Linked DNA regions of Mus musculus: all the other regions are linked to region 5. The links are chromatin loops, found by intact Hi-C in ENCODE. Cell type or tissue: left cerebral cortex. All regions are shown on one strand. Region 1 holds the start of Insig1 (insulin induced gene 1). Region 2 overlaps Gm35223 (a long non-coding RNA gene). Region 3 holds the start of En2 (engrailed 2). Region 4 overlaps Rbm33 (RNA binding motif protein 33). Region 5 holds the start of Rbm33 (RNA binding motif protein 33). Region 6 has its middle 3.1 kb from the start of Paxip1. Region 7 holds the start of Ube3c (ubiquitin protein ligase E3C).

Region 1 (4,000 bases), 250 kb after region 5:
CTCATATTCAGATGAGAAACTGGTTTACTGGGTTCCCTTAAACTTTCATCACAAACATGATGCTTCATGTTGAAGATAAACTTTCAAATTCAAAGAGCCTTAGGTTTCATATGTAAGGAAAAGAGAATTCAAATCTCCATCTTATTCCCCAAGGAACTTTTAAATGCTGGGGATAGTAGTTTGGTGGCAGATGATTTGCCTAGCATGAATGAGGCCACCCCCAGTCCAAAACAACCAAGAAGCACACAACTGTCATGTGGCTGACCCTCATAATGCTGCAGGTGAGCCTGAGAGCAAGCAGCCTTGGAAATCAACAGTTAAGTGTCCTGCATCCTACATTTAACCCATGACTCAGCTACAGCACAGCACCCAAGCCCAGCATATAAAGCATAGGCAGGCAGTCAATAAAAGCTGGCTTCAAAGCAGACAGGCACTGCTCCTGCTGTCCTGTGGCTGCAGATTGGAGGAAAGATGCACCTGAGCAAATACTGCCCACCTACACAGGACAGGACAAGGACAAGCAGGGCTGAGGGGGGAGAAACACTTGACAAATGGTTATCAACGCTGTACACTGTAAACTATGCAGGATCTGTTGGACTGTAATTACTCAACACTTTTGGCAAAAAGCAGCAAAATGATCAAGGAAAGAAAAAAGACTGTGGCACTGTTACAAGTTTCGTTGGGCCTAAGAGGTGACACCATAGGTGTGCTTAGGCCCAAAGGCTCCTTTTTTCCTCCTGTCCCAAGTCTACTGGGCACGGAGTTCCAGAAGGTTTGGCTGATAGCCACAATCTGCAGAAGGCAGAGAAGTCTGTCCCCTGGCAACTGCCTCTTGAGCGCACGTGATGGTTTGTTTTCAGTTATCCAGCGAGGTAGCACGTTTGCTCAGGCAGCCAATAGCTGCGTGGTGCTGCCCTCACCAGTTCTCCAGGCGGCCAATCCTGGCTTCTGGCTCAACGAGACAGCTGCGACTCCTCCACTTAAACTGCCAATTATCTCCTGACCTCATCTCCATCACTAGTCCCTCCAACTTCCGCCTGTCGCTCGCCAACGTCTGGGGTTTCCTACCCTCTCCGTTCTCCTTTTCTTGTAACAAGGGTGACTTTAACAGCTGACGTGTCCCTTCATCCCCCTCCCCCACCCCAAGAACAAGGAAAGGCACTCACCCGCTGCCGTGCCACAGCACGGGGGCACCCACCAGGCGGAGGAGAAGATGGTGGCTATCACCTCGTCGGGGAAGAGCGTGACATTCCGCTGGATCTGCAGCAGGTTGAGCACCAGGGCCAGGACCACGCCAAATGAGAAGAGCACTAGGCTCCGCTGCACCAAGTCGTGGTGCCAGCTGCCCGGCCGCGCGCTGCATCCTGTGGTTCCCGCTCGCTGGCCCCGGGGCGCGTGCTCGGGTTCGGGGACTCCGGGGCCCTGCGGACAAGCGGCCGCCGCAATCATGCCTCGCGGGAGGCTGTACGGCCTCGCAGCGCCCGCGCTTGGATAGTTCCAGACGTGGTCGTGCAGCCTGGGCATCGGCGTCCAGGCACAGCATGGAAGGTACACGCCACGACACTACACGTACCGCGCCCGGACGGCCCAGGAGCGGCCGCGGCCCCGCGCGGTTTCCGCTTATAAGGCAGGCTGCCACCGGAGCCACGTGACCTCACCCAGCCTATCCGCCGCCCGCGCGCCCTGCTGGGGGGCGTGTCTTCAAGCGGCCCCGCCCTGTCCGCGCGCCTGTCCGCTCGGGGTCTGGTGAGGCCGCCGGAGCCAATGGGAGGAGGGCGGCCCATATGACGTATGCACACGCCACCGGGGGGGTGGGGCTGGTGCCCGGCACGCGCTCGAGCGCGCGCTATTCGGGCAGGCGCCGGGGCGGGCACCGGAGCGGGCGGCCAGCGAGTCAGATGGTCCGATGCTGCCCTATTGCGCTGCCGGACCTCGGTTTCTGAGATAATGAGGTCCACGCAGGTCCGAAGGAAAGGACCCGGAGCGCAAACCCTCCTGAGTGCTTAAAAGACCTGGGATCGCTTGGGCTGGCTGCTAATGGCAAGTGCTCTGCAGGTTCACAGCTCAGACCAGGGCTCCCCTAGCCAAGACGCCACCGGCTAAAACCACAGGGTGGTGAGCAGGCCTGAAAAGGCACTGTGTGTGTGTGAGACCTTAGGTAAGGAATGTGGCTTTGTGCCAAAAGTGTAAAACAAAGTCACCCTCCTAAGCAGGCTGTTTCTCAGAGATCATGGGGGCTGTCATTTTCCCAGCGTGACACGGGTGTGGAGACCTGGCTGTCTTTCCCTCACAGCCTGTCCACTCCTCTCTTAGGCGGCTCTATGCGTTGTTTGGAAGAGCTTGAAGCAGTTTTGACTTCAAGGAATGTTGCAACTTGGGTCTTCGCCATTTTCCACACTCTGGCCAGTCCATGCATGTGAGGTTTCATGGGCATACACACACGGGGGTTGGGGACATCAGTACTGTATGGTGTATTACAGCAACATGGGAGCCTTTTTGACAGCAAGAAAGCAGGAGGGCCTGCCCAGCTTCAGCTGATAGGAAATTGTTAAAGGCAGTGAGTCTCTGCTGTGGGATGTAGCAGGTGCTGCCTCTACCACCCATCATCAGCTGCAAGTACTCTAAACAGATGTTGAGAAAGCGACACCTGTGTAAATACACACAATTTTGCCCCCAAGGAACAGACACATCGCTCATAGGAAACTTGGCCCTAAGGAACAGACATGCCAGTCACTTGCAGGAAGCTGGCTTGATGGGACAGTCCCAGACCCTGCACCCACGCCCCAGCACCAAGCATCTGTCTTGTGAGCACTGAGATGTAATTCAGTCCCTTTTTCTCAAGCCATTTTGCTTGTCTTTACAGACTCTCCCCCGGATTTTTTTCCTCTTGTTATAATTCTTACCAAGTAGGCTAAGAGGTTCTAATAATACTTTGTGTGCTTTTGTGATGCTTGCCTGGGGGCAGGGGTTGATATCTTCAGACAATTGCTCTGTTACCAACTTGGTTGTTTCTTCTGCTTACCCAAGCCAGTATTAATGCAGTCTAACCTCTGCTGCTGCTTGACCAGCTCATCTGCACCGGGACAAAGCAAGCTGTGGGCTTAAACCCTGGTGGCTGTTGTGGTATGCAGACCAAGGTGCCCTGTGGACCATGAAGGATACACCCTGTGGCCTGGTTCTCTGGGGGTCCCACGGGGGCTGCTATGGGCTCATGAGCAGTTTACCTCACTTTCAGTGAATGTAGGGTGACGGTAGAGAAGAGTTCAAACTGAGGCTCTTGGAGAGGCTGCCTGCCTATCAAAAATGATACCCAAGGCCTGCTAGGTTTTTGTTTTTGTTTGTTTGTTTTGTTTGTTTTTAATGCATACTGGAAATGGAAGATCAGGGGTCCCTTCTCTGGCCCTGAGGATGAGTGGGGTTGCTAGGGAGATGCTTTTGAGGTGGAGCTCCTTGGCCCTTCACTGTACCACTTCATGTTAATCATTACAGCTTTGCTGATTGCAGGTGCTTCCATCTACTGAGAACTTACCTGGGAGCCACCCATTGCTTTTTATCTATATCTCTGCCATTCTTCCTGGGATAATACCAATGATCATTTGTGACTTAATTCTTAAAACGGACTAGATAAGGAAGTAGATTGGCTATTTTAATGTAGTCTCACCCCTTGCTCACTGTAGACTGTTCAGAAAATAGAATCATATCTGGGGTGAGGTAATGACTTGGTCAGTAACGTGTTTGCTGATTAAGAATAAGAAACGGAGTTTGATCCCTCAGAACCCACAAGGAGCCACATATGTAGCAGTACATGTCTGTCCCAGTACTAGGGAGGCAGACAGGACCCTTGGAGCATGGTAGCTGGATCATACACCTAAAACTGAGCTCTGAGTTCGGAGAGAGACCTTGTTTCAAAAAGAGGTGGAGAGCAATTGAGGAAGACTGCTGAGATCTACCCCTGACCTCCACTTGCATGTGCACAAATGCACCTGGACACACACATGCC
Region 2 (4,000 bases), 230 kb after region 5:
CCCAAGTGGGTCCCCTCACCTATTGTGAGGTGGGAGGAAGGCATCGGCCGATGGAGGAACTTTCTAGAATTCTCTACCCACCAAGCTGTATCAAGCTTCTCCTGTAAGATGGCAATTTATTTATTTTTATTTTTTAAAAAAAGATTAGGTTTTAAGTTTTAAATTATACATGCATATATGTGTCTCTCTGAGTAATGTGAATCCCCAAGGTCTCAGATCCCCCTGTGGTGGTTTGAAGAGGCCATAGGAAGTGTGGCCTTATTGGAGGAGGTGTGGTCTTCTTAGAGGAAGTGTGTCACTGTGGAGGTGGGGCTTTGAGGTCTTAAATGCTCAAGCTAGGCCCAGTGTGAAACACATCCAATCTCTTCCTTGCTGCCTTCTGATCAAGATGTAGAATTCTCAGCTCCTCCAGCATGGAGTCTACCTTCATGCAGCATGCTTCTCACCATGATAATGGACTAAATTTCCATAACTGCAAGTCGGCCCCAATGAAATGTTTGCCTTTATAAGAGTTGCTCTGGAGGGCTGGAGAGATGGCTCAGAGGTCAGAGCACTGTCTGTTCTTCCAGAGGTCCTGAGTTCAATTCCCAGCAAACACATGGTGGCTCACACCCATCTGCAATTGGATCTGGCGCCCTCTTCTGGCATTCAGGTATGCACGCAAGTAGAATGCTGCATACATAATAAATGAGTAAACCTTAAAAAACAAACAAAAGAATTAAAGAAAATGTTGCCTTGGTCATGGTGTCTCTTCACAGCAATGGAAACCCTAAATAAGACACTCCTGGAGCTGGAGGTATAGGCACATGTGCACCACATGATGTGGGTGCTGGGAACCAAACCTGGGTCCTGTAAGAGCAGTAGTCTCCCTTAACCACTGAGGAGCCATCTTCCCAGCCTTAAGAGCCCCCCTCCTTTTCTTCTTCTTTTTTTGAGACAGGGTCTCTCTATATTATTCTGCTGTTCTAGAGCTCTCTATATAGACCAGCCTGGCTTTGAACTCACAGAGATCTGCTTTCCTCTTCCTCCCATGGGCTGGGATTAAAAGTATGCATCACCACACCTGGCAAGAAACAATTTCTTAAACATGTCTTATATTTTTGCGATTCTCGTTAGTGAGGCAGGCAGTGGCATTGTCTGTATCACAGTCATCACTAACCAGATCACAACAATGCTTGCAGTTCCCATGGTTAGCAGACTCACACACTTCTGGGAGACTACCCATCCATCTGGGTCATCCCTTCCTCCGTAGGAGTAAGGTGGGAGCGCACCCAGGCTATCTCATTTCTTAACTTAGGCTATCTCATCTCTCAACTCACTTGGAGCCACTGTAGGCTTTCTCCTCAGAGCAGCAGCATCCGGAGAAGTATGTATCGGTTTGCTTTGGTGGCTAGGTCCATTCATCTCTCATAGTTCTGGAGTATGCAACTCCAAAACCAAGGTGTGGACAGGGCTGCTACCCGAGAGGCCTCTCTCTTTTAGTTCCTAGGTGGTCATTTCTGTTTGTGACTCGTGGTCACACCAATGCATGTCTGTGTCCTCATCTTTTCATACAAGAGTACCAGTTGCATTGATTAGGGCTCGTCACATTTTTACCTCTTTAAAGACCCTGTCACTAGGCACAACCACATGTGACCAGGGGTCATTTGTCAACAGATGCATTTTATCCTGTAACATAGTGGCAGATGCATTCCATGTCCCTAGCTTAAGGGGAAGACTGTGACCCTGAACCCTGTTCATGGACTTCAGCTTGGAACCTCATCAAATACTTCTGCCTGTTACACAACCAAGAATCATCATACCCTCTGTTCTGTGACCCATATTATTGGGGGGGGTCCTCTTGCTAGAGGGGCTACTCCCTACCTGATGGAAACACCAGACTCAGATGGAACGTTAACAAGGGAGCTGACACTTTGTCATCGTCAAGCTGAGTGCGCTGGGAAAGGGAAGTGACAATGTACTGGCGATGAAACCATGTCGGTCCCCAGCGAGCCCTGAAAATAAATTGAGCTGGCAGAAGAGCCTGAGACAAAAAGGAGGCAGTCAGCGGTAGCAAGCACAGGTATATCCTGGGTTGTCAAGAGATATGATTGACATGCACATTTTTCTCTTTCTAATAATTGTTATAATTTAAAAATTATGATGCATAAGATATATGTAGTAGAGACTGAGGAGATGACTCAGTGGGTAAATAATGTTTGCCATACAAGTATGTGAATCTGAGTTCAAATCCACAGTGCCTATGTAAAACTCAGTAACCCCAGTACTGGGGAGTAGGGTCAGACAGATCCCAGGACCTTGCTGGTGTGTGTGTGTGTGTGTGTGTGTGTGTGTGTGTGTGTAAACAACTGAGTCATCATCATTGGCTAAACTACCTAAGTCACTTACATCCCTCTACACTGGAGGGAGCCATATGCAAGGGCACCATTCCTCTGGACTCCTTCGGGTCAGAATTGCTTTGTAGCCATCCAAAAACTGGTCAGGACAGACTGTGGTGAGAGCTGTGGCAAGCAGGTTCATGTGAACCCTAGAGGAAATCTGTGGATTTTTATTCCTGAACTTTCAACTTCTGGAAAAGTTTTTCTTAAGCAGTGCCTCATCTAGGACCTTGCTGGTATTTGTTCACACAGCTAGCTGTTGAGACCCCACACACACACATACAGAGACACACACATACAAACACACAGAATACACCCAGACATACACACACACACACACACACACACACACACAGACATACATGAACAGACATATATATACACACAGGCACATGAACACACATGCACACAGACACAGGGGGGAGGGAGGGAGGGAGGGAGGGAGGGAGGGAGGGAGGGAGGGAGGGAGGGAGGGGAGAGAAGCTTTTCTCTTCTGGTTACTTTGGAACAAAAGATTTAGCTTCTACTGCATAACCACAGAAAGTGATGGCAGCTGCCTTGTGTTCTAGGGATACAAAGTAACCAGTGTCTTCATTTCCACAGGCCTTCAAAGTCACTGTCTCCTTAAGGGACAGTGGGAGTCTATAAGGGCTCCCTCCCCAGCAGCACTCTGCATTTGCAAGTGCATTATGTGTCATGTGTTATGTGTCATGTGTTTGCAAGTGCATTATTTGTCATGTGCCCTCAGACTCAACACCCTGAGTGCCCTATGCACTAAGCACTGCAAATGTTTTTTGGTTTTCTTGGTTTTACTAGGAAACTACTCTCTGGGGTGTTGCATGGTGGCCCTTACATCATGAGAGTTGGATGTTCGACTCAAAGCCTGACTGACCGTAGTGGTATACTGATTTTCTAAGAACTTCAGCTATTTTCTGCCATGTTATATACTGCTTGAACTGGAACAGGCTGGTGGTTGGAGGGGTGGCATTTGCCATGGGTGTTTGTTAGTACCTGTGGCTTCTGCAAGAAGTCCCCATGAGCTCTGGGGTAGGTAACCTCAGCAGTTTTTCTCCTATAGGCTGGAGGCAGGAAGACCACAATGCTGGCAGTTCACAAAGAGTAGTTCATGGGAGTAGCCCCTTGCCTTTCTCAACATTGGGTGGACACTGGTTTAGCACCTGGCCACACCTCTTCAGCCTCCAAGGCCAGAGTCTTCACGTAGCTCAGCTGCACCTGCACATTGCTTTGTCCTTGCTATGTATAAGGCTGCATTTAGAAACCTCAGAGTCTAGACCCAACATCTGGATAGACCTAATTTAACCACATCTGATGAGCTGCTTTGCTTTGATGTGTAAGGCGATCTTCATGGCATATTCAGCCCCTGGGATGGAGTCCTAGAGATTAGGATGTGAGGCTCTTGAGGGTGGGGGTGGAGGATCATGGGAGAATCTTTAAAGAAAACCATAAACCTGGTAATGATAACAATTACTCTTCGCGTCTGTCTCGATGGTTAGGAAAAAAGTAATTGGTTGTGTTGAGGGGTATCCCAATGTCCTTCCTTTTGCTGTGATAAAGCAGACTCCCCAAAGACGACTTGGAGAGGAAAAGTTTGCTTTTCTTAT
Region 3 (4,000 bases), 150 kb after region 5:
AAACTTGAGACCTTCTTTCTGGTCTTTCTCTGTGCAAGAAGCATGAATCAACTTTGGAGACATGCGGGCCCTTCCATCAAGGCCCCTTCCGCTAGAAGCGGAAGAGGCTGGAGAAGGCCCGACCATCCCCCTTCGCAGCCAGGACGGAATGCACTGCCCTGCGCTGCGGGGATGGTGGAGGAAACCGGCAGTGCGGTACCAGACTCTCCCATCCACTACTCAGTGCAGTGCAGTCAGGGGCGGCAAGCCTCGGCTGAGGACTCCCTGGCCTCCAGACAAGTAGATCCCGGCGCTCTTACCAAAGGGCAAACCCAAAAGGGTCTTTGAGCACCAGAGGACATCCGGGACAGTGCAGATCCAAAACCCGGTGTTTTAAGTGTACCCACGGTCACACACACCCGCACGCCATACAGTCCTCTTCACATCCATGCTGAGGATGAGGGAGCGGGGCTCGGCACCCACGACCTGGCTTACACCTGGCCAGTGAGGCTTCTAGGACAAGAGGGCGAGACCACGGGAGAGGCCTGGCCTGCTCAAACCTGAACCCCGACTTCCGGAGCGGATCTCAAACTCTCCTCCTTTCCTCCCTGGGAAAGAGGGCTCTGTCCTCCAGTCTCCTCCACCCTGGGGTTCGTGTCCTACAACACACACTCCAACCTCCGCAAACTCCTATTTCTGAGAAAGAACATCTGAAAAACATACTTTCGGTTCCTCTTCCCATGAATTCTCTTTTAAAAGGCAAACACTTAGGGGACTTAGAGAAAACAGAACCAAATCTCGGCAAATACTCTCTGCCCCTACTTTCTTTCTTAAATGCCCAGAAAAGAAACGTTACTTACAGTCAGGAAAGGGATTTCGTTAAGCCTAGGAAAGCTGTGAGGCGAACCACGCGGGCCATCATGCAAGATCCCCAGGGCCGCCAGGGCTTGGTATGGCGCGGACTCACTCGCTGGCTCCTCACAAAGCCGAGCGCGACTCAAGGCCAGTCGGCTTTGTGAGCCTATATGTTAATTAAATATTAACAAAGGAGGGAGGCGAGAACAATGGAGCAAATTTCAGGTCTAACTGCAAAAAAACTGGATTTCAGCAGACACAAACAGGATGCTGCAAGAAGGCAGCCCAGAGCGACTCAGTCTTGCTACGAACATAAGTAAAGGACACCCATAGAACAGCTGAGGATTGGGGGTGTGCAGGGCCTCGCTCAGCTCAGTCAGATCATGGACAAATGAAACTCATTGCTAATGGCGCTTTCTAACCGCAGGCCCGCGTCTACGAGGTCTTAAAAATTATAAACGAATGGAGAAAATTTGTCCGAACCTCTTCACACCCCCCTCTGAAAGCCGCCACCTTCTCACTCTTGGTAGCATCGTAAAACACTTGAAGGTTCCTTTCTGCCTGATGGAGGCTCTGAGATCTTTGCACCTTCTCCAAGCCGCGGGCTTGCAGGATGGAACGAACTACCGGGTTCGTCAGATAAACTGGCAAAGGGTGCCCCAGTTTTCACCGCTTTCTTGTGGTTTTTCCTCTGCTCCTTCGCAGCGGTCACACTAGGCCAAGAATGGAGCAGGAGAGCACCCAGAGTTGGAATAACCAGTTCTGGGGACTATGGGCCTGAGGATGGCAGAGAGTTTACAGGGTCCAGGAAAAAGAGAGAGAGAGAGAGAGAGAGAGAGAGAGAGAGAGAGAGAGAGAGAGAGAGAGAGAGAGAGAGAGAGAGAGAGTCTGTGAGAGGCTCTGAGAGAGATGAGATGAGAGAAGAACAGAGTCCTAGGTCTGTGTGTCCTTCCAACTGCCTGGCTGCTGCTCTTTGACGCTTCGGTGAGGAGTGTGTGTGTGTGTGTGTGTGTGTGTGCAGGAGAAAATGTGATCCTTTCCCTCCGTGCAAGTTTACTAGGAAGCGCCCTCCCTAGCCCCGCGGGCCTCCCCTCAGCGGCCTGATTCCCATGGGCTCACCTGAAGAAGGCCGGTCAGAATAGCGCGTGCAGTAGACCCAAGCGGGCCAGAGCATGGGCTGCGCGCCCAGAGTGGCGCTGGCTTGAGAGCTGTCCGAGTCGGAGCTCACCGACAGGTCACCGCCGCCCAAGCCCCGGGCTTTGAGCACTCCATCCAAGGAACCCCCAGGATCGCCGGGTTTTTTGGCACCACCGTGAAGTGATAGCGTCTTGGAACCTCCTTCTCCGTCGACCGCAGGGTCGCCAGCGGCGGCGGAGAGCGTTCCTCCCGCGCTGGGTGCGCACGCTGGGTTCGGTCGGGACTCCCTGGCGCCCAGTAGCTGCTCGGCTCCGCCTGCGCCGCCGCCGCCTCCTTCGGTAGTGCCAGCGCCGCCTTCGCCTCCCCTGGCTCCGCCCGCGCCCGCACAGCAAGTCCCCGCGTCCTTTCGGCGGCCAAACTCAGGCCGCAGGATGTTATCGATGAAGAAGTTGGTGATGCGATGTGGATGCTGGTGGTTGCCTGGCGCCTGTAGGACCTCGGGCAGCATCAGAGCCCGCCGGCGGCCGGTGTCCGAGTCGCTCGGGCTGCTGCCGCCGCCAGAGCCGCCGCCGGAGCTGGGTTCCGGCTGTCTCTGCGCCTCCGCCGCCGTCTCGCTGGGCTTGGAATCCTTCTCCTCCATACTTCACAGAAAATCCCAAATCGCCTCTCCACCGGCCCACCGCCAAAGCGATCTCCGGCCGATCCGCGGCACACAGCGAGCCCCGAGCGCTCCTACGCAGCCGAGTCCTCCGAGCGTGCGAGCGGCGACAGTGGCCAGGGCTGGAGTCCTACAGGTCGCCGGGCGCGCTCGGAGCCAAGCCACGTTCGGATCCACGGAGTGCGTTAGCAAATCACCAGTCTCCCCGCCGGCAGGGACGCCGGGCGATTCAACGGAAGCGGGTCCCGGTCTTGGCGACGCACCGGACTCTAGATGGTCACCGCACCACTCCGGGGACCCGGGACGTCCGTGCAACTCCGCGCTCCTTTTGGTGGTCAGCAGCCTCGGGCTCCGGCGCCGCCGCCTCCGCCGCTGCCGCGCGCATGCAGGCAGCGCGCCGCCCGCGCTCACTGCCGCTCGGGCCCGCTCGGGCAGCCACTGCTCGGCCGTTGCCACCCGCCGGTCCCGGCCGACCCTCGAGGCTGCTGGGCGCGGGTTCTCAGCGCGCCCGCAGCCGCCAGCACGCACATGGAGGGCCGTGGGCCCGCGCTGCGCTCCGCCCGCCCCGGGGCTCCCCGCGCCAGGCCGCCGCCCCGCTGCGGGCCGGGGCGCCCCACGGGCGAGCGGCTGCGCCCCCGCTGAGCCCCGCGCAGCCCCGCGGCCCGAGCCGCATGAGTGAGGGGCGGGAGGCCGGGCCGGGCAGGGCCTCCTGCGCTCCCTCCCTCCCGGTCCGCGCGCCTTCGCTGCCTCGGCTTTCGCGCGGGCTCGGGAAAATTTCAGGCCACTTAGCGCAACCTGAGACACTTTCACTCTGGATTTTTGTTCTTATTTTTAACAGAGCCCCCTCAAGTGACGTCGCGGGCCGGTCTCCTGGACACGTGCCTCGGGCCAATGGCAGCCGCGCCGCTCATCCACGTGACGCGCCCGCGGCAGCTTGGTGACAGGAACCGCCTGCCGCCCCTCCCCCGCCGCCACCTCCCCTCCCCCCTTTAAAGTGGCCGTGCCCAGGGCTCCCGGCGCGGGAGCCTATAATCCAGCCAGATCCATCGGCGAGTCAGCGGTGCTCACTCGCACTCCTCATCTTCTCTCGGTTAGAGACGCTGAGGAAGCTTGTGAACAGTCCCACCAGGTCACTGCTACGCCTAACTGGACACGCGCCGAAAGATCGTTATTTTTTAACATTCCCATATTGTTTACGGTGTGGTGAGATCCCACAATTCCTTGCACAAAATGCATAAATAAAATTAAATGAGGTACCGAGATACAAAGGGACGTTTGTGACCCGCTTTCTTTGCTGGTGGAGGGGAAAATTGTCACTTTGGTTCCCCAGCAGCGTGCAGTCCTAATCGGCAGGCAAGAGCACAGGTACCT
Region 4 (4,000 bases), 72 kb before region 5:
TTCCACTTACAAAAGTCAAACCCAGTGATTTTTCGTTATATGGACTAACATTTTTAACAGCATTCTGGGCCAAGCAATAAATAACACCTCACTCTGCCTGCCTCAAGGACCCAACTGTATCAATGGCACATTGTTTCTACTTTACCTACGTTTAAAATGGAACAGGAGAACCCAACGCTCTGTTTTAATCTTATAAAAAGCTTTCTGGAGGAGAAAGGTGCCACAAAGTTATTTCACAAGAAGAGACATGCCTGAGAAGAGAACCCACATGTCAAGGATCAGAGATGGCTGAGACAAAGAGGAACTGCGCTTCTGGCATCACCTTAACAAGGAAACAGGACTACACACGCCTCTCCTCTATCTAGAAATCCCTTAAAGGTTTTGTTCAAGTCATATTACGATATAAAGAGGCAGGATTAGGAAAACAGGCTCAAAGCAACTCACTGACTTCCTCAAACTATTAGAATAAAAGTACAGGACTAAGACGCAGGCTCATAGAAAGGAACTGTGTTAGGATATTGTGAGACAAGACAATGGAAGGGAGCTACATCTTACTCTCATACCAGCCTACTAGTTCCCAGTTCCTTTCAATGGATGACAAGACCATATGTAAAATGTAACACCACCAACAAATATAAGTTAATTTCCTATAACTGAATGGAAGCTCTGAATCAGGACCCACAGGGGCCGATAATCTATATAAAAAGCTAAACCCCTTGCACTGAAAGAATGACAGTACTATCTAATCACTACAGAAAACTCAAGGCTCAGAAAAGGGTAAGTTAATATCTATAATTAAATTTTTTTTGCAAAATACTCTAAAAATTATCTAACTCAAAAATTATGTCCCATAAAACCTGCAAGTTAACCCATATCTGTTACTCACATGCCGGAGCCCCTGATGTGGGGTACACTGCATCCGACTGCTGCTGGGCTGTGGCTGGGCAGTCTGTACATGCGGCCTGAACTGCGGCTGAGACATGGGCATCAGAGGAGGGGGAGGAGCAGAAAGGTGATGATGATGCTGGTGCTGCTGTGGCTGATGCTGAGGGGGAGGCTGATGCTGTGGGGGAGGCTGGTGTGGAGGCTGGAGGGGAGGCTGAAGGGGCGGCTGGTGCTGGTGATGCTGGGGCTGCTGTTGGGGCTGTTGCGGCTGGGGCTGTGGTTGATGAGGTGGTGGCAACGGAGGATGCAAGGGTCCCTTCCATTACAAAAGAAAGAGAAACAACAGCTTATTAATAAATGTGCTAGGGAGATCTCAATGCAATGGTTTCCTTAAAAACCCAGCATGAGAACAAGCTTATGTGGAGAACTAACACCATCATAAATGCAGCAATTGGCTGCTGACACTACACTACCTTTGCTCGCCTAAGCATATGCGTCATCATAAATGGCAACCTCCCCCAGCATGCTCAAAGGGTCTACAAGGGGAAAGTACAGACACAAGGACACAAGGCTTTCCAACTACATGTTCATAGCGGCAACTGCTGTATGGTAACGGAATTATTAATTTCTTTAGATTCACCTATCTTCTAATATTTCTATAACAAAGGAGAAATTATTTCTATTTTTATTTTTAAAAAATCAAAATATTTAACCCGTTTTGAACACTGTAAATAGTTATCTTTTCTTTCTAGCTTAAATGTATATTCTTTTTAATTTTATGTCATTTACGTGTTGCTTGACTAGCTATGTATATATGTGAGTATATAAGTATGAACATGAACATGTGCCCGAGGCGATAACTTGCTAGAGTCAGATCTGTCTTTCCATCATGTAAGCTGCAGGGCTCAAACTCAGGTGATCAGGCTTGACTGCAGGCGTTGTTACCTGCTATGCTATCTGCCAGCTTAGATATACTTTTCAATAGTTTATTTATGTGTATGGATGTTTTAGGTGAATGTATGTCTATGTACCTTGGGCATGTCTGATGCCTACCAAGGCCAGAAGACTTTGGATCCGTTGGGACGCGAGTTACAAATGATTGTGAGCCACCCCGTATGTGCTGGGGATTGGATCCCATCCTCTGGAGAGGCAGCAAATGCTTTTAATGACTGAGCCATCTTTCTAGTCTCTAAATAGACATTCTTGTATTCTCTGGGTATCCAAATAGTTGAGACAAGTATATTATTACCAACTCTCCCTCCACCTTTTTTGAGTACACAATACTTCCCAAGTTCTGGAATTAAGGAATACCTTTGCAACTCACGTGATCACTATACATCTTGATAATTAAGATATATATATGAATGATAGGAAAAATGTCACAATTCTTATACTGGCCAGTAAATGCCTACCAGCAGAGGGCGCACAAGTCTGTCATATAAAGAGTGAGAAAGAGCACACTTTTTCTCCCCACCAAGAAAGGCCATTGTTTCTCCTGAGCAGGAATAGGATGCTAAAAAAGCATTACACAAGATAAACTATCAGGGCTTTAAATACTTTAAATGTTAGTGGTCTTACATCGCTTTTAAAATTCCAAGTTCAGTTCCTAGAAAACAAGAATCACTTTATCACATTTCCTAGTATTAAGGAAGTAAACAATACTGTCCAAAAGAGCTGGCTATATGAACAGTATACTTAAGACTACTACTCCTATCATTTACATAACTGTAAGTTAGCAGAAACAAAACCCGAAACTTCTCTTTCATGAAACACAAAGACTTAGCACCATAGAGGCATGGTTTCCTTCAAGGCTAGCTCATGTGCATACCTGAAGGTTAGGCTGTGCATGTGTAGGCAGGAATGGCTGTCCCGGGCTGGGTAGAAATGGCTGTCTAGGAGGAATGAAAGGCCTGGCAGTTGCTGACCCTGGCTGGCTAAAGTGCAGGATCCCCACTGGGCCTGGGGGCTGCAGGGCTGGTCTTACAGGCCTCTCTCGAGGGAACACTGGCTGCTGTCCTTGCTGATTAAAAGCTGGTCCAGGCTGAGTGAACGGTAAGGGACTCTGAGTAGGAACAGGATGGCTGCTGTTCAGGAGCGTGGGAGGAGGCGGCGGTGGAGGAGGACTTCGCTGTTCCAAAAAAAGATGACTGGGGAATCTTGGTTCACCTGAAACTGAATAGTGATTCATTACCTTCAAGTTAGAAACACTTCTTAGATACGCTATAGAGGAAGTTTAATCCAGCAACATGGCTGCTGTGGCATAGGATCACATGCTAAGGCAGGGTCTCTCCAGAATGCTGATACCTACTGGATTACAGTAGGACCTGGCTAGAGTATGGACACACCCTTAGCACACACCTTTAATCCCTAAAAATGAAGAGGAGGTTAGTGTGTAGAATGGAGCAGCCATGTTTTGAAAGTGACATCTAATTGAGGGGCAAAGTGATGGATTAGAGAAAGACTGACAGAATGAGTGAGAGACAGGATACACTCAACTCACAAAGAACAGACAGGAAAGACAGGTTATTTAAGAGCACTGAGGAGGAAAGTGGGTGGTGAGTGTGTGGCAGTTTTTTGAAGAGACAGACTGCAGAGAGAACAAGCTAGACACAGGTAAAGACAGAACAAGACAGAGAGTGAGAAAGAGCCAGAAGATTAGAATGCATTGCCAAAGTTAGTTATGAGGCCAAGTAGAGCCATTCAGCCAGAAGCACAAGACGGCAGATCTACAGTCAGCTTGGAAGATCAGACTGTACAGAGAGGTTAGAAGCCTCAGGCTCAGGCCTACACAGAGAAAGAAATGCTCTGAGCTCAGCCCAAGCCCTGTATTCATACAGCTTAGGTTATGCTCTTCTCGCATACCTCTATCCAAGGAAGTAAGTGACATTTACAATGAGTGTTTTCAGGAACTGCCTCACTATTTTCAAGTGTTAGTGTCGTATTTTATAAAGAGTCCTAGATTTAGCTATCCTGGCATGATTTTGTGAGCTGTTTTCTATAAACCATGCCTTCTTTGTAAAAGACTGTCATATTTCAGATCCAATTACTGTTTAATTTTAGCCACTGAGATGACTGGTAGAATCACTGTAATACATCTTCTAGTGGGAGGCAAATT
Region 5 (4,000 bases):
AAAAGGCAATCTAGCCTTCTAAAATTACAACCCTCAAACTTTCTGGCTAAAAACTAATATACAGCCCTCAAGTTTTATTTGTGTGGATATTTATCAGTTTTTACTATTAAAGTTTTAAATGAGAAACTTAAAAGATCATAAAAGCGCATAGTCCCCAAGCCATCCATGTCAAGTCTTCACATGCCACACAGCCTCTGGAAAACCAAACCACACTAGTGAGAAAAAATGGAAAATGAAAATATCATCTTCATCTTTTAAAAACAGCTTTGACCCAAGGGCTCCCATAACACTGAGACTCACATATAAAACCTTAAGTTTTTACCTTCTCTAATCAGGTAGAGTAGACAAAATGTATTTTAAGCATTTAACTAGAAAGCCTCGAATCTGCATGTTAAAAAAAAAAAAATCATCTATGTAAGCTGGCAGTGACATATACCATACCACATCCTGCCAGAAATGGCATTCTGGATGTAGTCTCTGCCGTTTGGGTTTTTTGTTTTGAGGTCAGAACTCCTAAGCAGGGTTGTTTAACATGCCCACCCCAACCCCCAATCTGTAAGTAAGCATCACTAACACCTCTGGAATATGTAGAATAGTTCAAGTGTCTATAGCCAGAACTAGCTGGCAAATGCTTTTGTTGTCCACATTTTACCGTGAGGGTCTTTTATCCAAGTCCTGAAACGTCATTTTTTTTATTGTTCCACATCTTTAAAAAAAAAAAAAAAAAAAAAAACCCTCGTTCAACAAAACGTGGTTTTACTTATAACTGGCTAGTCTTTCCATATCGTTTACGATTGCGAAATGAAAATACTCAAACAACTGGTTCAGTAACCAACCCTTTGTACACGGTCTTCATCCCTTTCAAGCATACTGCCAAACACAAGTTTTCCTTAGATGATAATAGGTTTATTTAAAGCACCCTAATAAACCGCAAAATTCTTTTTACACTGAGTAGGCTGCTTGCCGCTGCCCAGGGCGCATCTTCCAAGAAGACTGGAAGTCGCCAGGGCCCCCCGACCCCGTCGCGGGGCCGCCGCCGACCTCGCGTCGCCGCCTCGGGCCTAACGCTCCGCGCTCCCGGCCTGAACGGCGGCGGCAAGCCCGGGGCGGCTCCGTCTGTGGCGGGGCAGCACGAAGGCCCTACATAAAGGGTGCCCGGTCTACGGCCCCCGCCGCGGCCCACGTACCTCCAGCGCCTGCTCCTCCGCCTGCGCCCAGGGCGGCCGCCATGGTGGTCCCCGGGCCCGGCCTTCAGCCGTCCCCCGAGCTCCTGGCAGGCCGACGGCTCTGGTGCGGGCCGGGGAGGCGGGGGAGCGGCGAGGGCCGGCGCCCGCGAGCGAGCAGAGGCGAGGCCCGCGCGTCGCGGTCCGCAGCGGACCCTCGCCTCCGCAGGAAGAAAACAACACTACGGCAACATGGCCGCGCCGCGGTGCACGCCGGGAGCAAGGCGGGCGGAAGAGCCAGGCGGCGGCGGGCGGACGCCTAAGGTCCCGGGTGCCTGAACGCCAGCGAGTGCCCGGCGGCGCGCGCTAGAAAGAGCAGCGCACAGACACAGTTTCGGCCGGGCTGGAAGGCCGAGGCTTCAGGCGGGAGGAGTGTGGACGGCCACACGCCGTAAAGTCGACATAAATCGCCTTGCAGCAGTAGGCGCGGCTGCGCTTTACGACGGCTGAGCCGCCGTGGCAAGTGGAGCCGAAGCGCGGCCGGAGACGCTAACGGCCGAGTCTGGCTACCGCGCCCCCAAGCTTGAGGCGCGCGAACGCTACATCGACGCACGCGCACTCGCGTTCGCGCGAGCTGGCGGAAAGCCTCGCGCGTAGGGTCTTAGGAAAGGAGAGGAGGTGTGTGGCGGTGGCACTAGGTACCACGACCTCAAAGACGGACTCCAGAGCATCCTAAAGCAAGTCCCCAAGCCTGCGGCTTTGAGGACGAGGTTTCGGGCAAAAGCGAGCTGGGAAGGCGGAGGAGCCCCGCAGGTGGGCCCTTGGAGAGGCCCGGCATGGAGGCTGGTCGCCGCTCAGTGAGAATTCCAGACGCGGGCATCCACATTCCCGGAAAGTCTTAGGGAGCTAAAAGAATGTCTGCTGTGAAATTCAACTTTTAGGTGATTGAAATTTTTCCTCATAAAAAAAAAAAAAAATCCCTAAAATCCCTGCTTTATAATGTTCATTTAAGAAACAGAAGGAAAAAAAATTCCTTTTTTAAAAAATCGTCATGAAGTCATTGCCCAATAAAAGTAAGCCTGGCATGGAGCCTCACTGACTAACTAGATTTCTGTCAGAAAGCACATTAATTCATATCTAAACTGCTTGAACCCCTTGTCACCTTTTCCTAATTTTTACACTGTTCAGGATGGACTACCCAACTGAGAATATTTTCAAGATAATATCAGTGCTGGTCTTGAGAAAGACCTCTCAAAAATAGGTACAATGATAAAATTACTTCATAATACTTTATAACGTATTACACATGAAAAAAGACGTGCATCTCAATTATAGCAAATGAAGATTAAATTGCTCAAAGGCCACTGAATATCCACTTCGAATGAGTCAGGATTTCAACTCTATGTCTGCCTTGACTCAAATCTCATGTTCTAACATAGCTATGACCTTAAGAAAGTAGTTTTCTTAATTTCACCTAAAACTGAAATTCTCCAGGACAGGAAACTCTAAACATTCTGTACTGAAACATTCACTAGAAAAACATTTAACCTGTATGTAGGAACACCTAGTATTTAGAGATGTGATCACTTGCTGTGAGTACAGATTTAATCACCCCCTTTTCCTTATCACTACATACCACTTCAGTCAGCTCTCTAACTTCCTCTAGAAACCTGTTAAAGGCTCAGTGTCAACCAGGAAACCAAACTGCAACGCTTGTGGTGAAAATGGTTTCAGAGCACGGCTCAGCCCTTAAATACCTCACAGGAACCTCGCCCTCTGTGCTTTCCTAATTGAGGTTACTATCTAAACGTGAGGGTTTAAGAATGAACTCTCAGCCCGGCGTGGTGGCACACGCCTTTAATCCCAGCACTCGGGAGGCAGAGGCAGGCAGATTTCTGAGTTCAAGGCCAGCCTGGTCTACAAAGTGATTTCCAGGACAGCCAGGGCTATACAGAGAAACCCTGTCTCGAAAAAAAAGGAACTCTCAGAGCTATTAGATACACTGGCTTCTATAGGTCAGTAGCTTTTAAGCCAAGGAGGCACCTTCCCCTCAGTGAGTACCTAGGTGGCCTTGGAGACACACTGTGCCTTCATTGACACCTAACACCCAAATCTTGGCTTTTGAATCCTATATTCCAAAAGAATAGTTTCTATTTGAAACACTTCACCTGAGTTAACTAACACTTCAATTATGAGTGAATAAAAATCTTGTGTACCTACAGAATGAAGTAGGAGAACAATGTCTTTTGTGGAGATCAAAGACGTCTACCTAACACCCAGTGTAGTCACTGACCAGCTATAATAAAGACTTTCTATTGGCTTAAATAAATAAACAAACAAATAAATAAAATGGAATAGTGACTGAAAGCACAAAAAGTAAAGCAAGTTAGAAGCACAGGCAGTCTATAAGTCATGGAATGATCATTTGCTCCACACTCTATGCCTCCATAAGGGCCGTACATTTTACTAATTAAAAAGTGGGGCAAGTGAAGATTAAATTAATCAAAAGTCTCTGGATCTGCACTTTCAACAAATGAATCACGATTTCAACTCTGTATCCATCTTGACTCAAATCTCATGCTCTAACATAGCTATGGCATTGAGAAAGTAAAATCTTCTAACAAGAAAGAAATGGAATTCAGTGATCAATAGTTCTCCAGGGAGAGACGCTTTCTACATTCACATTTTCTTGTTGAAGAGACAGTATCTCCACTGCCTGCCCCGGGTGCATGCTGTCATGTCGTTCCTTCCATTATGAACTCTCCTTCTGGAATCATAGACCCAAATATAGACTTTCATATGTTTTTTGTTTTTTTTTTTTAAAAAGGCTATCTGAG
Region 6 (4,000 bases), 520 kb after region 5:
TGCTTGCTGAAAGGACTGGACTTCAGCTGCTGGTTCATGCATGGTGTCTGCCTGCCTAGAGGGCTGCTCTGCAGCTGCTGAGTTGTATTTGGTGTTTGTTATGGGACTGAACTGCTGTCCAAAAAGATCAAACTCGTTCCCAAAGAACCATTGCTGAACAGGTCTACTTCCTCCATATCCTAATACCTTTTCTCTTCCACTTCCTCTGATGAGTGGAGGGCTAGAGGAGAGGTTGAACCCTTATTAAAATTAAGTTGCAAAAAATTTATGCCTACAAGGACTTTTCCTGTTTTAATTAGATCAGGCAGGCGGAGACTTTTACTCTGAATAGGTAGACCCTATGTTCCAATTCAACAGAAGGAACCCCCAGGAAATAGAACTTCAGCCATTAATAGTCCTTAAGATTGAGTAGTCAAAGTCTTAGAGGAGGAAACTGAGGCCGGATAGAATGACAGGAAAATGAGGAATGGCAGGCAAAGGGGTTCCCTTATCTCCGATGGCTAAGAACCAAGAGTTCTCACAAAAAGAGCCAGGCAGATGGCTCAAAGGATAAAGATGCTCACTACACGGCCCTGATCTTTGAGTTTGATCCTTGGAACTTATGGACAAAGGTGGAAGAAGAGAACAACATAGAGTCATCTCTGACCTCTACATACATAGTGAGCTACGTGTGCACTGGCAGTCTGAATGAGAAATGTCTCCCACAGGTTCACATACTTGAACACTCCATCCCCCATTGATGATGCTGTCTAGGGAGGTTATGGAACCTTTAGGAGGAAGAATGCCACTCTGGCAGGCTTTGAGACGTCATAGCCCTATTTCCCTTCCTCTTTACTCTCTGCTTTGGCTTGTTCTTGGAACTGTGAACTCCTGCTACCTACTGCTGTGACTCCCTGCCGTTATGGATTCTCTCTTCAAAACTGTAAACCCAAAGACATTTTCCCTTCTATATATTCTTTTTGGTTATGGCATTTTATCAGAACAATAGAAAGGAATCCCAATTTGTCACACACCAAACATGCACGTACATTTTATAAATAAATACAATTAAAATTCAAAAAGGAAATCTCACTTAGGAGCCATGTCTATAATCAAAAAGATGTCCTGTTGATATTCCTGTGACCTTGAAGAGTCTTGTCTAAGTCTAAGCCTGTAAATCTCTAAGTGAGATTCATGGGCATATAGCCACACAACAGTTTCTCCCTCCCTCCCTCCCTCCCTCCCTCCCTCCCTCCCTCCCTCCCTCCCTCCCTCCCTCCCTCCCTCCCTTCTTTCTTTCTTTCTTTCTTTCTTTCTTTGACACAGGATCAATGTCTAGCCCTGGCTGTCCTGGAACTCGAGATGTAAACAAGGGTGACCTGGAAATCACCTTGCCTGGCCCCACCTGACAATCTTAGTCATTAAGGAAGGTCTTGTAGATAAGCAGCAGCCGATCTAGCTGTAGTGGTACACTCCCACAGATTCAGGAGGTGGGGACAGGAACATCAAAAGTTTGATGTCAACAACATGTTAAAGTTTGAGCTATATAGTATTACATAATTTTTTAAAAGTAATCTCTTCAATTTTTTGAGCATATGACTTTCAATGCCACCTCAACTGTATATGTGTATGCCATAGCACTTGAATGAGTGCCTTGAGAAGCTTGTATTCACATCCTCCTGTTTTCCTTTACATGTTAGCTATCATTTCTTCTTTAAGGCAGGTTCTTGTGTTGTCCAAGGCTAGCCTTGTATATAGCTTGAGCTAGCCTTGAACTTCAATCCCTTCTGCATCCACCTTCTGTGTTCTGGGATTATAGGTAAGCACCACCAAGCCCTGTTTTAAACAGTAGGTTTGCTACCTAAGAAAAGGGAATGAACCTCTCCCCCACACAACCCAACTCTCCCCAGCTCTTCTGGCACACAGAACCCTCATCTGTAGGTCTCTTGTTGTGCTTTCTTATCAGAATCAGGCTCACCGGTGCATATTATTTCTTAGTTTCTGGATGTAGGCATATTAATAAAACACATCTCACTGTCCCTGTTTCATGTCCATCTGTGGGATGCATAACTGAAGCAGCATGCTGAGGTCAGGATCATCTTCAGAGGGAATGAAGGGGCACTAGGGCTGGATGGATGCAAGGGTAGAAAAGAAGCCTGGGGTGAAATGATGGGCCCTGGAGGCAGAGTGGGCAGAACAAGTCCTTTGTTCTTCTCCTACTCAAGGGGCTACTGATGGTCAGTCTCTGACAGGGTGTTTCTGTGTTTTTGGTATCTTAGTCAAGGAATTGAAAAAAAAAAACCACACATACACATTTGCAAAGTGGTAAAGAAGCTTTAGTCAAAAGCAAAGTGACAGCACAGGTCAGGAAGTAGTGGGTTGGGTTGGAAGCTGGAGAGGTGGCTCAATACTTTGCATGGCTTGCTACTCTTGCAGAGGACAAATTTGGTTTCTATCACCTACATGTACACAACCATACATGCATTCCAGCCCTAGGGTGGATGCCCTCTGCTGGTCATCTCCAGCACAGCAGTGTGAAATGCACCCATCCCATCCCCCAGCCCTTTTACATGTATCTTTCAAAAAGGTTGACACAGGCAACATGAGACAGTTCAGGGCTGCCAATTAGTGTTTGGGGCTTCCTGAGTACAAGAGGAGGCGTTTGGTTGCTGGTTTTAATTGACAGGCATGGATTACTTGGGAAATAAGTCTTTGTTTCCTGAAATTAAGCCATTATGTTTCTGTACAAGCAGAAAATTCTGTATGTACAGTACAAACATTGGAATTCATGGGAGACAGCAGTCCCGAATCTGAGCTGAGGTGTTTCCGCAGCATCTGCTGGCCCTGTATCATATGACCCCTGAATACACAGTGCATGTGTTGTTTCAGAACCAAGGCTTCGTGAAGGGGTACAGTGCGGCATGGGCCAGCATGACCAGAAACACCTTGGATTTACCACACTTTTTAAAATAATTTTTGACCCTTGCATGTTTGGAAACCTTCTACTGCTGCCAATTATTTTCTGATCCGCAAATGGAGTCATGATATAAAGTTTAAGAAGCTAGGCTGCAGCCTATACATTTAAATTGAACTTAGTAATACCTAACTTGGGCTGGAGAGGTGGCTCAGTGGTTAAGAGCACCGACTGCTCTTCCATAGGCCCTGAGTTCAATTCCCAGCAACCACATGGTGCCTCACAACTATTTCTAAGGGAGTCTGATGCCCTCTTCTGGTGTGTCTGAAGAAAGCAATGGTGGTGTAATCATATACATAAAATAAATAAATCTTTTTAAAAAAATACCTAACTTTACTGGGTGTGTAGTCACCTAAACAGAACAACTAAATGAAAACACTGTATACTTATCCAAATGTATTTTTAGTTTATTAAAGATTTTTTAGTTCGTTTGCCTGCATAATTTGTATGTGTAGGGCTTCAGAACTCTTGTAACTGGAGGTGCAGACAGCTGGAAGTTCTCATACACATACATCATTCATACATAGAAACACACATGCACACACACTCTACTGACTTCCAAAGCGCCATAAGAAAATACTATCTCAATCATCTCCTTTGGTTTCTCATGGCAGAGGGGACTGTACTCCCATTACTGTGTTTTCTAGTTTCACATTCACTTTTTGCCTGTGCTTGTAGTACCCAGTGCTTGTAATAGTCTCAGACACCAGAAGGGTATTGGAGCTCCTGGAACTGAAGTTATAGGTGGCTGTGAACATCCGTGTGGATGTCAGGAATCAAATCTGGGTCCTTTGCTAGAGCAGTAAATGATCCTAATTGCCAAGCCATTTGTTTTTAACCTAACTGAACTCAGTTTATCCAACTTAAACAGGGTGCTTATTTTCTGATCGCTGTAAAACAAAATGGCTCTGCTCTGAGTTCGTTTGAGACTATAAGAACATCAACACCCGGGGGGGAGGGGGGGGCGCTGGGGAGATGGCTCAGCGGTTAAGAGCACTGACTGCTCTTCCAAAGGCCGAGTTCAAATCCCAGAAACCACAAGGTACA
Region 7 (4,000 bases), 1.3 Mb before region 5:
GGACAGTTTTTGACTTGCACATTTTATGAAATATCATCATGCCTCTCACAGGCTTTTTGTTTATTTGCTTTTCTGCACTTCGTTTCAATGGATTTTTGTACTTGCAATCAAACTGACTACTAAGATAGTCTTCTATACACACACAAAGCTACCAAATAAACTGTGCCATGAGGATGTATCCTGATTTCAGAAGCACTGACCCAGAGCTGGGCCTGTTGCTGCATTCCTGTCTGTGATTCCTGCACTTGGAAGGCAGAGGCAGAAGGACTGTACATAAATCTGAGGCCAGAGTGGGCTACACAGTGAGTCTGAGGCCAGTCGGATTCCAGTATAAGGTCCTGTCTCAAACAATATACATGTAGATAATGGTAGAACTGAAGCACTGGAACCCACCACACACCTACTTCAAACTTTCTACATTGTCCCTTCAAACCCATCCTACTACTTCCCACCTTTCTAGAGCATGTCAACCAATTCTGTGTTTCTGTATTAGCCTGAAAGAAGTACAAAAACAATTGAAATAAACAAACAAAAAAACCAGTCATTAGTACACCATAACTTTTCAAGGTTTAAATCTTATCTCCCCAACAAACTCCCCAATAAACTCATCAAGTCTTGGACTTTTCCAGCATATAGTTCTTAAAGATAATAAACATAAAAATATTCATTAACTTTGAAAAAGGAAAAGATCAATTTTCCACTAAGCTGAAGAAGGGAAAGATTTCAAATTATAATTTAAGACATGAATGAAGTATACTAGAATGGCCATTAATTCCAAAGACTCTTAATATCACTTACTGGCCAGGATCTGAGTCAGTGGTGCCCTCAGACTGCTGGCTGTAGGGTAGTGGGCACATCAACTCGGGAAGTAACGGGCAGTGTGCACCAGCAGAACACAGTGTAAGCAACATCCACCAAAGCACCCATGAAAACCAGGATGGGTTAATTATGGTTTTTTCAGGTCCTGAACTAACAGGGACACAGTGGGATGGAAGAATCTATCAAAGAAAGCACCTAGCTCAAGAAGCAAGGCACAGAGGCTGACCAAGCTTCATCTGACCTCGTTTGCACGAAGCTCAACGTTAAAAGTGACCTGTAGAAACTGGTCAGAAAAGCAGTTTGCTTGGTGAAGAACAATTATGGGTAGGATGGGACATTCGTTTTCAGGAGTGACCATTTACAAATGTGTGTCCAGATAAAAATCCTTTATAAAATGAAGCTGGAGCAAAGGCTCAGCAACACTGCTCTCAAACGTACAATAATTTGGGGGAAAAAAAAAGACAAAAAATTTTACATTAAAGGGCTAGGGAGATGGCTAAGCAGTTAAGGTCACTTATTGCTTTTACTGAGGGTCTGGGTTTTCTTCCTACTACCCACATGTCAACTCACAAGTGTCCTTAACTCCAGTTCCAGGAGATCGGAAGCCCTCTTCTGACCTCTGCGGGAACTAAGCAAGCCTGTGGTGCACATTACATACATGCAGGCAAACACTCATATGTATAAATTTTTAAAATAAAGCTTTAAAATTTCGCCTAATGGGAAAAAAAAATCCTTTTAACAACTCTAGGGATCCTGTCTGGATTCCGGGCTCGGCCTAGAGCATCACGGCCGATTGCCTTCATCCTTCAGACAGCCCCAAAAAGCCGACCAGTGTCAAAACCATCACCAAGCAAAGGTCCAAAAGCGACCGGGGCCTCAGGCCTCAGGCAGGCAAAACTCTGTATTGCTCCGAGTGGGGCAAGCTAAAGCGCGATGCAGATTACAAAGACCTTGTCCTACCTGCCCCCTCCCACTTCACAGGCACGAGGGACTCTTCCCTAAGCTGTTCTTGAGGGCAAGGCACTCACTCCAAGCTTTGTGAGGAGCGGGTATGTCAAGTTTATAGCTTGTAAAGAGTTCTTAAAGGGCGGAATGGGGGCGGGGGCACCTGCCTCGCCCTGCTGGACAGCTAACTGTGTAACGCCCCCAGCCAGACTGCCAGTGCACGTGCTTCCAGGTCAAAACTGCGGCCCTTGGGCAGGCGGCCGCGAGGTCGCAATGAATGACCCAGCCGCTCAGTCCGCGGCTCGACAGCGCTCCTCTGGAGCCTCCTCACAAACCTGTCAGGACTGCACCGCAGCCGCACCCGGCTGGAGCTCGCTCCACACCTTACAGCGGAGCAGCGCCGCCTGGGTGCTGTCAGACCCGGGTTCGGTTAACACCTCGGGCCGCACCGCCTCACCTTCCTGCTCGCGCCACCGAGAGACACTTTGGGCCTTGTCTTGAAGTCGCCTTCGAAGCTGAACATCTTCGCCGCTTATCCCATCTGCGCGGCCCGGCAGGCAGCGGAGCGGCCGGGGGCGGGCCCGGCGGGCTGGGCGGGGCCCGGCAGGGTCGCGGCCTCGCTGTCCCGCGCCGCCCCCCCCGAGGCTCAGCGCTCTCCGCCCTGCACGCGGGCGCGAGCGCGGCGACGCTGGAGGCCGGCCTGTCCCCGCTGCTTATTTATCCACAGCGCGCCACCGTCAAGCGAGGGACGCCCCGACTCGCGCCTGCACCGCGCTGCCGTAGGTACCAAGATGGTGACCGCCCGCACTGCGCGCGCGGTCCCGTGAACGTGCGCGGTCATCGACGGCGCGGCGCTCCTCCCGGCAGCCCCCGCGAGCGCGGGCACCGACGCCAGGGCCGCCATCGATAATACGGTGCTCCTCCCGGCAGCCCTTGGACTTGCCTGCGTGCGCGGCTCCGCGGGTGCAACATCCTTCCGCGCGTGCGTCATGCCACCAGACGATTTCCGCCGCCCGCCGCCCATTGACGCCGACCGGGTCGCGCGCACTGCTGGAGACCGGAAGCCCTGCATAAGAGGCCGCTTTCACCCTCCAGCTAGATGTGGGGGAACAGGTTACTAATGCAGAGACTCTACACCATGACAGACAGAGACGAATAATATATGTTATACGAACAAAGGTATTCGTGAACACACACCATACAAATACACAAATGCACACCAACAAATGAAAGTTATATTCATATATATATTCACATATTCATATATATATATATAAATGCATGCCAAATGTATAAATGCATCATAAATACATAATGCACAAATATACCCTATCATATATCTATACACTTATGCATGTTTAATATATGTATGTACATGTATAAAAACGTGCTATTACATATACATAAGCACAAACATAAATATACACAAAGTAATGTAAATGAATCGATGTCATATACAACATATATACATACACATATGTCATACAAACCAACATAAATATATATCATGTATGCATGCATATATACACATATACATATGCATAAAACAGTATGCATATACATAGAGTTTAACACAAATACATGCCATGGCATGCATAAAAAAAATATATATTATGCATATATGTCATGTACATGCACAGTATTATATAGTATATGCTCTGTGTACATACATATATGTTATGTATATTGTGTATACACAAGTATATATACAGATACATAAATATATCACATACACATGCATTACCATGTGCACATGATAGAAGACATCTTGTTTTGCTTTGTTTTTGTTTCTTCTTCAAAAGATTTATTTATATGTATGAATATTTGACCTGCATGTATATTACGTGTCTGTGAATTATGTGTGTGTGCTTGGTACAAGACAGTGCATTGGATCTCTTGGAACTGGAATTGCCATGTAGGATCTGGAACTGAAACCAGTTCTTCTGCAACAAGTGCTCTTAACTTATGAGCCATGTCTCCAGCACAGTTTAATTTTTTGTTTTTGAAATAAGGTCTCACTGTATAGCCCTAGCTGGCCTGGACCTCACAGTGATCCTCTATCCACTGCCTGTTAGTGTTAGGATTAAAGATCTGTACCACCATACAAGCCAGTCCTCTTTTTAATTAAAAAAATGTACATTTTAGTTTACTTAGTGTTTATGGGGTAGGGTGCATGCCATGATGTGCATGTGGAGGTCAGAGTACAACTTGTCTCTCTTTCCACTATATGGGTACC

Evidence for each region. A loop is a pair of places that touch in the nucleus more often than their neighbours do. Peaks named below come from ENCODE experiments on the same cell type or tissue, not always from the same donor. Only the 100,000 strongest peaks of a DNase experiment are listed, where the experiment ranks them.
Region 1: it touches region 5 in a loop (2.3-fold over the local background); 4 of 42 quality-filtered maps call a loop at or near these places.
Region 2: it touches region 5 in a loop (2.3-fold over the local background); 4 of 42 quality-filtered maps call a loop at or near these places.
Region 3: it touches region 5 in a loop (6-fold over the local background); 2 of 42 quality-filtered maps call a loop at or near these places.
Region 4: a loop joins it to region 5, with 5 times the contacts of the local background. A loop is called at or near these places in 3 of 42 quality-filtered maps.
Region 6: a loop joins it to region 5, with 4 times the contacts of the local background. A loop is called at or near these places in 2 of 42 quality-filtered maps.
Region 7: a loop joins it to region 5, with 14 times the contacts of the local background. A loop is called at or near these places in 3 of 42 quality-filtered maps.

What each region holds. Positions count from the first base shown.
Region 1 is chr5:28,068,962-28,072,961 of GRCm38, reverse strand. It overlaps Insig1 (insulin induced gene 1), which reads right to left and starts at 1,550. Exons shown (of 5, transcript NM_153526.5): 1 at 1,167-1,550. The coding sequence starts at 1,524. The region is part of intron 1 of Gm35223 (a long non-coding RNA gene); the gene reads left to right. In left cerebral cortex, a CTCF peak has its summit at 1,505; DNase peaks (open chromatin) are centred at 944, 1,721, 2,409 and 2,661; H3K4me3 peaks cover 2,511 bases; H3K27ac peaks cover 2,312 bases.
Region 2 is chr5:28,089,164-28,093,163 of GRCm38, reverse strand. The region is part of intron 1 of Gm35223 (a long non-coding RNA gene); the gene reads left to right. Among named protein-coding and RNA genes, the nearest start is that of Insig1, 20 kb to the right of the region's middle. In left cerebral cortex, CTCF peaks have their summits at 647 (motif pointing left) and 2,413; no DNase peak of the experiment used is centred here.
Region 3 is chr5:28,165,138-28,169,137 of GRCm38, reverse strand. It overlaps En2 (engrailed 2), which reads right to left and starts at 3,442. Exons shown (of 2, transcript NM_010134.4): 1 at 1,954-3,442. The coding sequence starts at 2,611. In left cerebral cortex, no CTCF peak of the experiment used is centred here; DNase peaks (open chromatin) are centred at 2,072, 2,743, 3,551, 3,914 and 6 more places; H3K4me3 peaks cover 1,556 bases.
Region 4 is chr5:28,386,704-28,390,703 of GRCm38, reverse strand. It overlaps Rbm33 (RNA binding motif protein 33), which reads right to left. Exons shown (of 19, transcript NM_028234.1): 12 at 2,714-3,057; 13 at 887-1,201. Among named protein-coding and RNA genes, the nearest start is that of Rbm33, 72 kb to the right of the region's middle. In left cerebral cortex, a CTCF peak has its summit at 2,293 (motif pointing right); DNase peaks (open chromatin) are centred at 2,310, 2,966, 3,483 and 3,857.
Region 5 is chr5:28,314,598-28,318,597 of GRCm38, reverse strand. Rbm33 (RNA binding motif protein 33) reads right to left here and starts at 1,409. Exons shown (of 19, transcript NM_028234.1): 1 at 1,188-1,409. The coding sequence starts at 1,230. Gm35602 (a long non-coding RNA gene) reads left to right here and starts at 1,511. Exons shown (of 5, transcript XR_003955879.1): 1 at 1,511-2,104; 2 at 3,991-4,000. In left cerebral cortex, no CTCF peak of the experiment used is centred here; DNase peaks (open chromatin) are centred at 1,503 and 1,695; H3K4me3 peaks cover 2,446 bases; H3K27ac peaks cover 1,816 bases.
Region 6 is chr5:27,792,627-27,796,626 of GRCm38, reverse strand. No RefSeq gene overlaps it. Among named protein-coding and RNA genes, the nearest start is that of Paxip1, 3.1 kb to the right of the region's middle. In left cerebral cortex, CTCF peaks have their summits at 2,490 (motif pointing left) and 3,237 (motif pointing left); a DNase peak (open chromatin) is centred at 2,498.
Region 7 is chr5:29,567,802-29,571,801 of GRCm38, reverse strand. Ube3c (ubiquitin protein ligase E3C) reads right to left here and starts at 2,560. Exons shown (of 23, transcript NM_133907.3): 1 at 2,222-2,560. The coding sequence starts at 2,287. In left cerebral cortex, a CTCF peak has its summit at 2,092; a DNase peak (open chromatin) is centred at 2,694; H3K4me3 peaks cover 2,001 bases; H3K27ac peaks cover 1,336 bases.